2 separate regions of the Homo sapiens genome follow, and region 1 is linked to region 2. Evidence: chromatin loops called from intact Hi-C (ENCODE). Cell type or tissue: heart left ventricle. All regions are shown on one strand. Links, peaks and the distances in the headings refer to the core of each region. The heading gives the core; the rest is flanking DNA. Region 1 overlaps DDX6 (DEAD-box helicase 6). Region 2 holds the start of LOC105369519 (a long non-coding RNA gene).

Region 1 (5,369 bases), core at 285-5,284, 74 kb after region 2:
TCACCTGAGGTCAGGAGTTCGAGACTAGCCTGGCCAACATTGCAAAACCGCGCCTCTACTAAAAATACAAGAATTAGCTGAGCGTGGGTGGTACATAATTGTAATCTCAGCTACTCAGAAGGCTGAGGCATAAGAATCACTTGAAGCGGGGAGGCAGAGGTTGTAGTGAGCCGAGATCACGCCACTGCACTCCAGTCTGGGTGACAGAGTGAGTCTGTCTCAAAAAAAAAAAAATAATAATAATAATAATAAACCTCAACCCAAATGTGAAAATAACCTCATGTCAAAACATTAACAACGCTGATCACTATAGATCCTCCTTGACTTACAATGGGATTATGTTCTGATAAATTCATCCTAAGTTGAAAATATTACCCAAACCTACTGAACATCATCGCTCAGCCTAGCCTCCTTTAAACATGCTCCACTTACCTTAGCTTACAGTTGGGCAAAATCACCTGCAACGCCGTATACTGTAGAGTATCGGCTGTCTGCCCTCAATCATCATGTGGCTGACTGGGAGCTGCAGTTTGCTGCTGATGCCCAGCATCATGGGAGTATCATATAGCATATTACTAACCAGGAAAAATATCAATCTTAAAAATTCAAAGTACAGTTTCTAATGAAAGCTTATCACTTCCACTGAAAAACTGTAAAGTGAACCATCTTAAGTCAGGGACCATCTGTACATGTACAAAACATGGCTAGATCCCAGGACTACAGATTTTAATAAGTTTTTAAAAGGCATTTATAACATGGTGAGATAATACATGTAACAGAGATTAAAAACCAAACAGTACAAAGTAGTATGCACAAAATGAGAAGAGACAATATATATTATATGCTTTTAAAAATTAATCACAGAGCAGAAAGAGACTTAGAATAAATTTGGCATTGAGGTTATTCACTCCTCTACTAAAAAATTAAAACCTAATGTCTGCTATCTCTAAGAAAAAGACAAAATGCTGAATTCCAATGAATGCCTATAATCTACTCCCTCTGACGGGTAAAACACATTTTATAAGCAAATTAATTTAAACTGATTGTTTATGTGTTTATTAGATCATAAACACAAGCAGCTTTTGCTTCATTCACTGGCAGTTATAAGCAAAGCACAGAAAAGTACAGAACAGTATAATGCCAAATGAAGAGACATTACCTCATCCAATACTATCATCTGGACATGATCAACCTTTGCTACTCCTTTCTTAATAAGATCCAGGATTCTCCCAGGGGTAGCAATCACCACGTGCACTATGCAAGATTTAGAAAACATACATTCTCATTAATTTTAATTTGAGCAAAGAGGATAAAGGTTTATAATATTACAGTCCTGAGCTGCTTAATGATAATTCTGAGAAATGCATTGCTATGTGATGGTATAGCCTACTCCATTGTATAGCTCCATTATAATCTTATGGGAACACCGACATACGTGCAGCCGTCACTGACCACAACATTGTATGCAGCACATGACTATCTTTTATTAGAAACAACTAGGCCGGGTGCAGTAGCTCATCCCTGTAATCCCAGTACTTTGGGAGGCCGAGGTGGGTGGATCACATGAGGTCAGGAGTTCGAGACCAGCCTGGCCAACACGGTGAAACCCTGTCTCTACTAAAAATACAAAAATTAGCTGGGTGTGGTGGTGGGAGCCTGTAATCCCAGCTACTCAGGAGGCTGAGGTAGGAGAATCGCTTGAACCCAGGAGGCAGACGTTGCAGTGAGCCGAGATCACACCACTGCACTCTAGCCAGAGCAACAGAGTAAGACTGTGTCTCAAATTAAAAAAAAAAAAAAAAAGAAAGAAAGAGAAGAAACACATTGTGTTATAGAGGTGGAAATAACACAAAAAGGCACAAAGATGTGTTTTAGGATAAAGACTTCCATTTCACCACAGGATGCTTAAAAAATATTTGTTTCACCTCTACATTGGGTGGGGTACAGCTTCCTAAATCACCTGCTGCTTTCAACAGTAGGCATACTTTCTTGTCTTAGGATAATTCTCAATTAATAGCAGAAGGCACACCAGACTTCTGACATAAGAGCAATGCCTCTAATCTAGAGCAGTGAGCCGAGTATTGTTAAAAGGATCAAACAAGATAATTTTTTAAAAACCTATGCAATACAAAGAATGTATCACATAATTATCATATATAATATTCTAACTAAAATCAAGATATAATTTTATATGAGTGATCTCATTCTTGCTGTTTTGTTACCTTTTTCCACTCGGCAATGTATCATGAAACCTCTTCATGAAAATGAATACAGGTCAACTTTACTCTTTAATGACTATGTAGAATCCTATTCAGATTATACCTTAACGTATTTAGTTAGCCAATCTCCTTCTAAGTTGGCCAATTTTTCGGCACGACAATACCACCCCATAGCAAACAACTTTGTACCTACAGCCCTGCATTTACCCAACTTTTTTCTTCAGGAAAGATTCTTAAAAATATACATTTATGGCCGGGCACGGTGGCTCACGCCTGTAATCCCAGCACTTTGGGAGGCTGAGGCAGGTGGATCACGAGGTCAGGAGATCGAGACCATCCTGGCTAATACGGTGAAACCCCGTCTCTACTAAAAACACAAAAATTTAGCCTGGCGTGGTAGCGGGAGCCTGTAATCCCAGCTATTCAGGAGACTGAGACAGGAGAATGGCCTGAACCTGGGAGGCGGAGATTGCAGTGAGTCAAGATTGCGCCTCTGCACTCCAGCCTGGGCAACAGAGCAAGACTCCATCTCCAAAAAAAAAAAAAATATACACACACACACACACATTATATATACATTTATAATTTTAAAATATACTCCCAAATTGCCCATGATAGAGATGTAAGTTTACACCCCCACATTTACAATGTAGCCTATTTGTCCACAAACTCACATTATCGTCTACTAATACTTTTAGCTTTACCAATTAAACAGGTAAAATTATTATAAACTTGCTGTTTTACAATTACTAATAAAGTCAAATATCGTTTTCAATTATGGTAATTTGTCTTTTTCGCTTGAATGCAGTGGTCATTTCCTTTTCTTACTGCAGTATTTCTGTTCCTTAATTCTTAAAAACAATTTTTAATAATTTACTGAAATACTTGTGACTAAAATAACAGAGAGCTACACTACCTTTTAGTAATCATTTCTTACCTGTATCATCAAGCCTCATTATGTCATCTCGTAAATTGGTTCCTCCTGTGGTTGCCATCACTTTGGCCCCTCCCATGTGTTTGCTGACCTGGATGCAAATTTGACTGACCTGTAGAGCAAGTTCTCTAGTGGGAACAATCACCATTGCTGAAACAGTATCAAGGAATATATAAGAAAATATGGGGTGAGGTGGGAGAACATGCTATACATCATTATTTACAAAATTTAAGAAGCTATAGAAATACTGCGCCTTATGATGCAGTGGCTCACACCTGTAACTGCACCTTATGATGCAGTGGCTCACGCCTGTAATCCCAGCACTCTGGGAGGCCAAGGTGGGCAGATCACCTGAGGTCAGGAGTTCGAGAGCAGCCTGACCAACATGGTGAAACCCCATCTGTACTAAAAATACAAAAATTATCCAGGCGTGGTGGCACGCACCTGTAGTCCCACCTACTCAGGAGGCTGAGGCAGGAGAATCACTTGAACCCGGAGGCAGAGGCTGCAGTGAGGCAAGATCGCGCCACTGCACTCCAGCCTGGGCGACAGAGTGAGACTCAGTCTCAAAAGAAAGAAAGAAAAAAAAAATAGCCTAGGCACGGTGGCTCACACCTACCTATAAGCCCAGCACTTTGGGAGGCCAAGGTGGGTGGATCACCTGAGGCCGGGAGTTTGAGACCAGCCTGACCCTATCTCTACTAAAAATACAAAATTAGCTGGGCGTGGGTGGCACATGCCTGTAATCCCAGCTACTTGGGAGGCTGAGGCAGAAGAATCGCTTGAACCCGAGAGGCAGAGATTGTGGTGAGCCGAGATTGTGCCACTGCACTCCAGTCCAGGCAACAAGAGCGAAACTCCGTCTCAAATAAAAAAAAAGAAAAGAAACACTGCCCCTTATAATCTAGATACCGAGATGTATTAAAAAATTGGGCTGGGCAGCACAGTGAGTAACTCATGCCTAGAATCCCAGCACTTTTGGAGGCTGAGGCAGGAGGATCGTTTGAGCTCAGGAGTTTAAGACCAGCCTGGGCAACATAGCAAGACCCCATCTCTACTAAAAAAAAAAATGAAAAAAATTAGCTGGGAATGGTGGCATGTGCCTATAGTCTCAGCTTCTGGGGAGGCTGAGGCAGGAGGATCACATCAGCCTGGGAGATTAAGACTGCATTAAGCTATGATCATGACACCACACTCCAGAATGGGTGACACAGCAAGACTCTGTCTCCCCCGCCAAAAAAATTAAGAAATAAAAATAAAAAGTTGAATCATTACACAGGACATTATGAAAACTCAAATGTACAAATCTCTTTATGAAAAGAGAACCTATTATAGTGTCCCAGATTTAGACTCTCCCTCAGCAATACTATTATATAAATATTAAACTCTTCCTCTTCTTTTTTTTGAGATGGAGTCTTGCTCTGTTGTCCAGGCTGAAGTGCAGTGGCTGCCATCTCGGCCCACTGCAACCTCTGCCTCCCAGGTTCAAGCAATTCTCCTGCCTCAGCCTACTGAGTAACCGCCACCACACCCAGCTAATTTTTTGTATTTTTAGTAGAGACGGGGATTCATCATGTTGGCCCAGCTGGTCTCAAACCCCTGACCTCAAGCAATCCTCCTGCCTTGGCCTCCCAAAGTGCTGGGATTACAGGTGTGAGTCACTGCACCTGGCCTTCTGCTGCTGCTGCTTCTTCGTTTTGAGACAGATCTCGCTCTGTTACCCAGGCTGGAGTGCAGTGACATGATCTTGGCTGACTGCAACCTCCACCTCCCAGGTTCAAGCAATTCTCCTGCCTCAGCCTCCTTGAGTAGCTGGGACTACAGGCACATGTCACCACACCCAGCTAATTTTTGTATTTTTAGTAGAGACAGGGTTTTACCATGTTAGCGAGGCTGGTCTTGAACTCCTGACCTCAGGTGATCTGCCTTGCCTCGGCCTCCCGAAGTGCTGGGATTACAGGCGTGAGCCACCACACCCAGCCAATACTGTTCTTAATTACAAACTTTCAGCATGTTGAGTTCGCAACTATTAGCTCAAAGTTTATTAACAATATTTCTAAAAGCCCCAACTACATTTGAGTCAGATTCACTGTGTAAAATACCTAGGTAGGAAACTCCTGCTACCTAGGCTCTATTTACATCATATGAAAGTGGGAAGAAAAGATAATTACAGATCACGAAAGCTAAAAATGTAAAGTTTCAGAGATGAAATCTTA
Region 2 (5,369 bases), core at 104-5,103:
GGTCTTCCCCCCAGAGCAGGATTTCCACCCTATTGAAGGTTCCAGGAGGGAGCTAGGCCCCTACCCATGCCCTCCAGGTCATGACCCTGCCCCCCACCTCACTCTGATCAGAGGACAGGCTGGGAGGTAGGAGGGCATGAAGAGGCAGGGGAAGACAGGAACTGGTGCAGAGGTTTAATGGGACAGGAGCTGGGGCCAGGTGAGGAGGGGAGGGCTGTCACTGTGGCAGAAGGCTGAGCAGGAGGCTGGGAAAAAGGGTGGCCGCCAGACAGTGGGGCTCCAAGAAAGCCAGCTGGGCCCCTAAGGTCAGCCGGTCACCACAGCAGTCCAGTAGCATCAGGACCACGCCATTCATCCAGCCAAAGCCCTCCTGGGAGAGGCAGGGCAGTGGGGCCAGGTTTCTGGGGAAGCCCCAAACCCTTGGTGGTGTGTCCGGAATTGGTGGGTTCTTGGTCTCACTGACTTCAAGAATGAAGCCACGGACCCTCACGGTGAGTGTTACAGTTCTTAAAGCAGCACGTCTGGAGTTGTTCGTTCCTCCCGGTGGGCTCGTGGTTTCGCTGGCTTCAGGAGTGAAGCTGCAGATCTTCGTGGTGAGTGTTACAGCTCATAAAAGCAGTGTGGACACAAAAAGTGAGCAGTAGCAAGATTTATTGCAAAGAGCAAAAGAACAAAGCTTCCACAGTGTGGAAGAGGACGTCAGCAGATTGCCGCTGGTGGTTCGGGCAGCCTGCTTTTATTCTCTTATCTGGCCCCACCCACATCCTGCTGATTGGTAGAGCCCAGTGGTCTGTTTTGACAGGGCGCTGATTGGTGCATTTATAATCCCTGCGCTAGATACAAAGGTTCTCCACTTCCCCATCAGATTAGTTAGATACAGAGTATGGACAGGAAGGTTCTCAAAGGCCCCACCAGAGCAGCTAGATACAGAGTGTCGATTGGTGCACTCACAAACCCTGAGCTAAACACAGGGTGCTGATTGGTGTGTTTACAAACCTTGAGCTAGATACAGAGTGCCGATTGGTGTATTTACAATCCCTGAGCTAGACATAAAGGTTCCCCACGTCTCCACCAGACCCAGGAGTCCAGCTGGCTTCACCCAGTGGATTCCGCACCCCGGCTGCAGGTAGAGTTGCCTGCCAGTCCCGTGCCGTGCGCTCGCACTCCTCAGCCCTTGGGTGGTCGATGGGACTGGGCACCGTGGAGCGGGGGCAGTGCTCCTTGGGGAGGCTCGGGCTGCACAGGAGCCCAGGGAGGCGGGGGAAGGCTCAGGCATGGCGGGCTGCAGTCCCGAGGCCTGCCCTGGGGGAAGGCAGCTAAGACCCGGTGACAAATCGAGCGTAGCGCCAGTGGGCCTGCACTGCTGGGGGACCCAGTACACCCTCCGCAGCCGCTGGCCCGGGTGCTAAGTCCTTCATTGCCCGGGGCCAGCAGGGCCGGTCGGCTGCTCCTAGTGCGGGCCCGCCAAGCCCACGCCAACCCGGAACTCCACCTGGCCCGCAAGCGCCGCGCGCAGCCCCGGTTCCCGCTCTCGCCTCTCCCTCCACATCTCTCTGCAAGCTGAAGGAGTGGGCTCCTGCCTTGGCCAGCCCAGAAAGGGGCTCGCACAGTGCAGCGGTGGGCTGAAGGGCTCCTCAAGTGCCGCCAAAGTGGGAGTCCAGGCAGAGGAGGCGCCAAAAGCGAGCAAGGGCTGTGAGGACTGCCAGCACGCTGTCACCTCTCAGTGGGGGCTGTGGGCTCTCTTCCCAGGGGCACTGGCCCTGCCTAACCCTAGCGGTACAGGGAGCACCAGTCAGCTCCTCCTCCAGGCCCACATGCAGGTGAGCACACTGAGGCCTGGGGCGGGGATCGTGGGCAGCAGAGCCCAGGAGTTTCCTGTAGGGTGATGGCCAGCCCACCCCTGGCCTGCTCACCTGAACTTCATACTCCCCTCCGCCACCGGGCTCTCCACCGTTGCTAATGTCATACTGGGAATAAGAGGGCGGGCCGTAGGTCAGGCACTGCCCCCACCCCACCCACCCCCAGCCACAGGGACAACAAACAACGGGATCCTTGTCGGGAGAAGCCGCTCTGCCTCCCAGCAGCCCCTGCAGTGCCCAGGAGTGCCCACTGGGCGCCGCCACCATCCCAGCTGCGCTTGCCCTGAGCCCTGCCAAGCCTGACCCTCCCGCCTCACCACGGGGACGCCCTGGGGGTACGGGGAGGGCTCAGGCCAGCTCATCTTCTCATACATGGCTGACTTGCTGGTAGACATCAAAGTTGGTTCGGATCCAATTCTGGGGCATATTGGTAGATCAGGATCTGGCTGCCCTAGAAGGTTCCAGACATTCCCGTGACTGTGGGTGGGGCTGGACTGGGAGCCAGGACGCTGGGCCCGGCGGGAAGCCAGATGTCCCTTTCCTGGCCCTTCTCTTCTCGGCTCACAGCTGCCCCCCGGTGGCTCCGCGGGACCTGCCGGCTGGGACAAGGGGCACAGCCGGAGGAAGCGGCCTCCCCTGCAGGTCCTGCTCAGGGTCGGGAGGGGGCAGTGCTGCCTGCAGTGGGCCAGAGCCACCTTCTGTGCCCTCACCTCCAGGTATTTCAGAGCCTTGTCCGCCACGCCAGGGTCAGAGAAACACCCGTTCCAGAGTGGAGTGAGGTTGGATGGGTAAAACTCCCGGTTCTCCTTGTTCTCAAGGTCGTAGTCGAACCAGGCACTGGTCTGCTCATCCCACAGGACTGTGTTCAGGGCGGCCAAGCGCTGCGCCGGCAGGATTCTGTACTTTGTGGCCTGGGAGTCGTTCCCTGGGGCAGTGCTGCCTTTGGGCCCTACAGGAGCCCTCTAGAAAGAACTTCTGAGGTCAGACGGGCAGCATCTACTCTAACGCCTCACCTCCTCCAGGAAGTCTCCCCACCCTCCCCAGGAAACCCCAGCCTGTCCTGTCTCCTCTGGGCTGCCTGCACTGTCTCTGGCACCACTGGGTAGATGTTCACTGCCTGCTGGGCTCTCCTTCCCTGAGCTCCTGGGCCAGGCCTCCGTCTCAGGAGGAATCAGGGCTACTGCTTGCTCAGCCCCGTCCTGAGCTACTTTGCTCATCCACATCCCCTCATCTGGGGAAAGGGTTTGGGGTTTTATCCCGTCCCTAGTCCTACCACTGGAGCCCAAGCCCAGACCCTCTTGCTTGGAGCCCCGCTTTCCCTGGACCTGTTCCCACTCTGCCCCAGTCACACAGGCCTTCTTCCCAATCCCTGAACAGTGCCTCAGGGCCTCTGCACGGCCCTTTCCGTGCCTGGACTGTCCTCTCCCAGATCAGCTCAGCAATGGTTCCTGCCACAATTCTGCTCACACATCACCTCCTCAGAGACACCTTCCCTCCCCATCCTCTCTAACACACCCTCCGCTCACCCACACCAGCGGGCCCTAACTTCTCTCTACTTCAAACCGTGCTTCTGTTACTGTTTTGCTTCTATTATTATTATTATTATTGGAGACAGAGTTTCTCTCTTGTTGCCCAGACTGGAGTGCAATGGCGCGATCTTGGCTCACTGCAACCTCCACATCCCAAGTTCAAGCGACTCTCCTGCCTCAGCCTCCCGAGTAGCTGGGATTACAGGCGTGCGCCACCATGCCCGGCTAATTTTGTATTTTTCATAGAGATGGGGTTTCACCATGTTGGCCAGGCTGGTCTCGAACTCCTGACCTCAGATGATAGCTCCCACCTTGGCCTCCCAAAGTGCTGGGATTACAGGCATGAGCCACCGTGCCCAGCTGTTTTTCTTCTATTATTATTGTTCTTGCAGGAGCTGGTAAAGTGGCTGATGTGGCCACAGCTCCATAAATCCATGTGGAACGAAGGGTGGACATCGCCTGAGTCCAGGAGACAGGACAGGGTCACTCATCTCTGTCCCTGGTGATGGAAACTCAGGCTCAGGAAAGAGCCTTGACCTGCCCTGGGTCACAGAGAGAATATTAGGGTCAGGGCTTGAGCCCGGGTGCTGTGGTCAGGCCCTTAGGCCGCCTCTCACACCCAGACTAGGAAGCTGGAGCAGAAAGTTTGCTAGAACAATCCTGAGAAGAGGCCTGCACAGTTCAAGGGGCAGCTTGGAGGAGGAGAGGGAGGGAGGACCGGCTCTGGCCAGTGGGCTCTTGGACCTCAGGCCAGGCTCTGGCAGCTGCATCTGGTATCAGGCCTGCAGGTCCAGTGCCTATTATGGGGCCTATTATGACTGCACAAGGGGCCTCAAGTTCATTCAGGCCAAGCCTCTCATTCTGCAGAGAACCACACAGTGGTTGCCGGGATTTGCCCAAGGCTGGTGGGTTGGTCATGAGGGCAGGCCCGAACTCATCTCTATTTTCTTGCATTCCGGCTCTCCTGATGTTCCAGGCCCATCTCTGAGTCATCCTTGGACAGGAGAGATCCCAGAGGGTAAACAGGACATGAGCCTGCAGTGAGGGGAGACAGAGGAGGAGAGAACTCCCTGAAACAAGAGGAGAGGAGGAGCTGGTGGGGAGGACACAGGTAGGGCAGCGGGCAGACCACCAAGGGGCAGGCTTGCTGTTTCGCAGCCTGACCCCCAGCCTGTGTGCCTCATTGCCGCCTCCTCCTCCCAGAGCAGGGCCTACGCCTCAACCAGAGCTTGGAGCAAGACAAGGAAGGCTCCATTTCTCTCCTCCTACTCCTCTACTCAAACCACAGCCATCTGTACATCAGAAACTTTTTTTTTTTTTTTTTTAGCCCTCAGCTGCCTGATGCCCATGGTTGGGGTTTGGGCTGAGTCACCGAGGGCTGCCTGCACACACCAGGGAGGGCTCCTGAGCACCCACTCTCAGGCTTTGCACGTTTCCGAAATTCTGCACACGACAGCAATTTTTGCAGCAAGGGTGTGGAGGGTGCCTGTGGGCCAGTCACCAGCCTGCTGCAGCTGTCCGTGGTTGCCTCTGTCTGCCAGGGCTGCACGACCTCTGGTTTTCACCTCAACCACTGCGGCTTCCTCTCTCCCCGTGGGAACAGGGCATGGGGTGAGGGAGCTACCATGCCCAGACAACTAGGCATCTCCCTGCCAGGCCAGGAGTTCCACTGCCACAGCCCAATACCAGCAAATTCAGATGCAACCAAGTGACCCCAACTCAAGTTACATTCCCTTTCTCCCCCACAGGCTCTGCAGTCCCAGGGATTCGCAGTGTTAGTTGATCTCCGGGGACACTAGTTCCCAAGAGACCCCACTGAAGGCCTGGCTGTACCATCATAGGCTGTGTGCCCTTGGGCAAGAACCTCTACCATTCCTCGTTGCCTGTATATAAATTGAAGGCTTTGCTCTAGGTCAGTGTTGCAAACTCAAATTCCAGTAATAGGAATGTGCAAAATATGTTGGGGATAAGGGAGCCAACA

Evidence for each region. Hi-C counts contacts between places; a loop is a spot of excess contacts. Peaks named below come from ENCODE experiments on the same cell type or tissue, not always from the same donor. Only the 100,000 strongest peaks of a DNase experiment are listed, where the experiment ranks them.
Region 1: a loop joins it to region 2, with 2.1 times the contacts of the local background. A loop is called at or near these places in 14 of 110 quality-filtered maps.

Annotation. Positions count from the first base shown.
Region 1 is chr11:118,762,053-118,767,421 of GRCh38, forward strand. DDX6 (DEAD-box helicase 6) reads right to left here. Exons shown (of 14, transcript NM_004397.6): 6 at 3,157-3,303; 7 at 1,160-1,254. Among named protein-coding and RNA genes, the nearest start is that of DDX6, 26 kb to the right of the region's middle. In heart left ventricle, for the core only: no CTCF peak of the experiment used is centred there; no DNase peak of the experiment used is centred there.
Region 2 is chr11:118,687,816-118,693,184 of GRCh38, forward strand. It overlaps LOC105369519 (a long non-coding RNA gene), which reads left to right and starts at 1,734. Exons shown (of 4, transcript XR_007062909.1): 1 at 1,734-1,820; 2 at 5,137-5,300. It also overlaps the pseudogene TREHP1. RefSeq lists enhancers at 1-263, 264-778, 2,263-2,382, 4,434-4,693. In heart left ventricle, for the core only: a CTCF peak has its summit at 2,464 (motif pointing left); DNase peaks (open chromatin) are centred at 1,682, 2,146, 2,446 and 4,872; H3K4me3 peaks cover 1,424 bases; H3K27ac peaks cover 506 bases.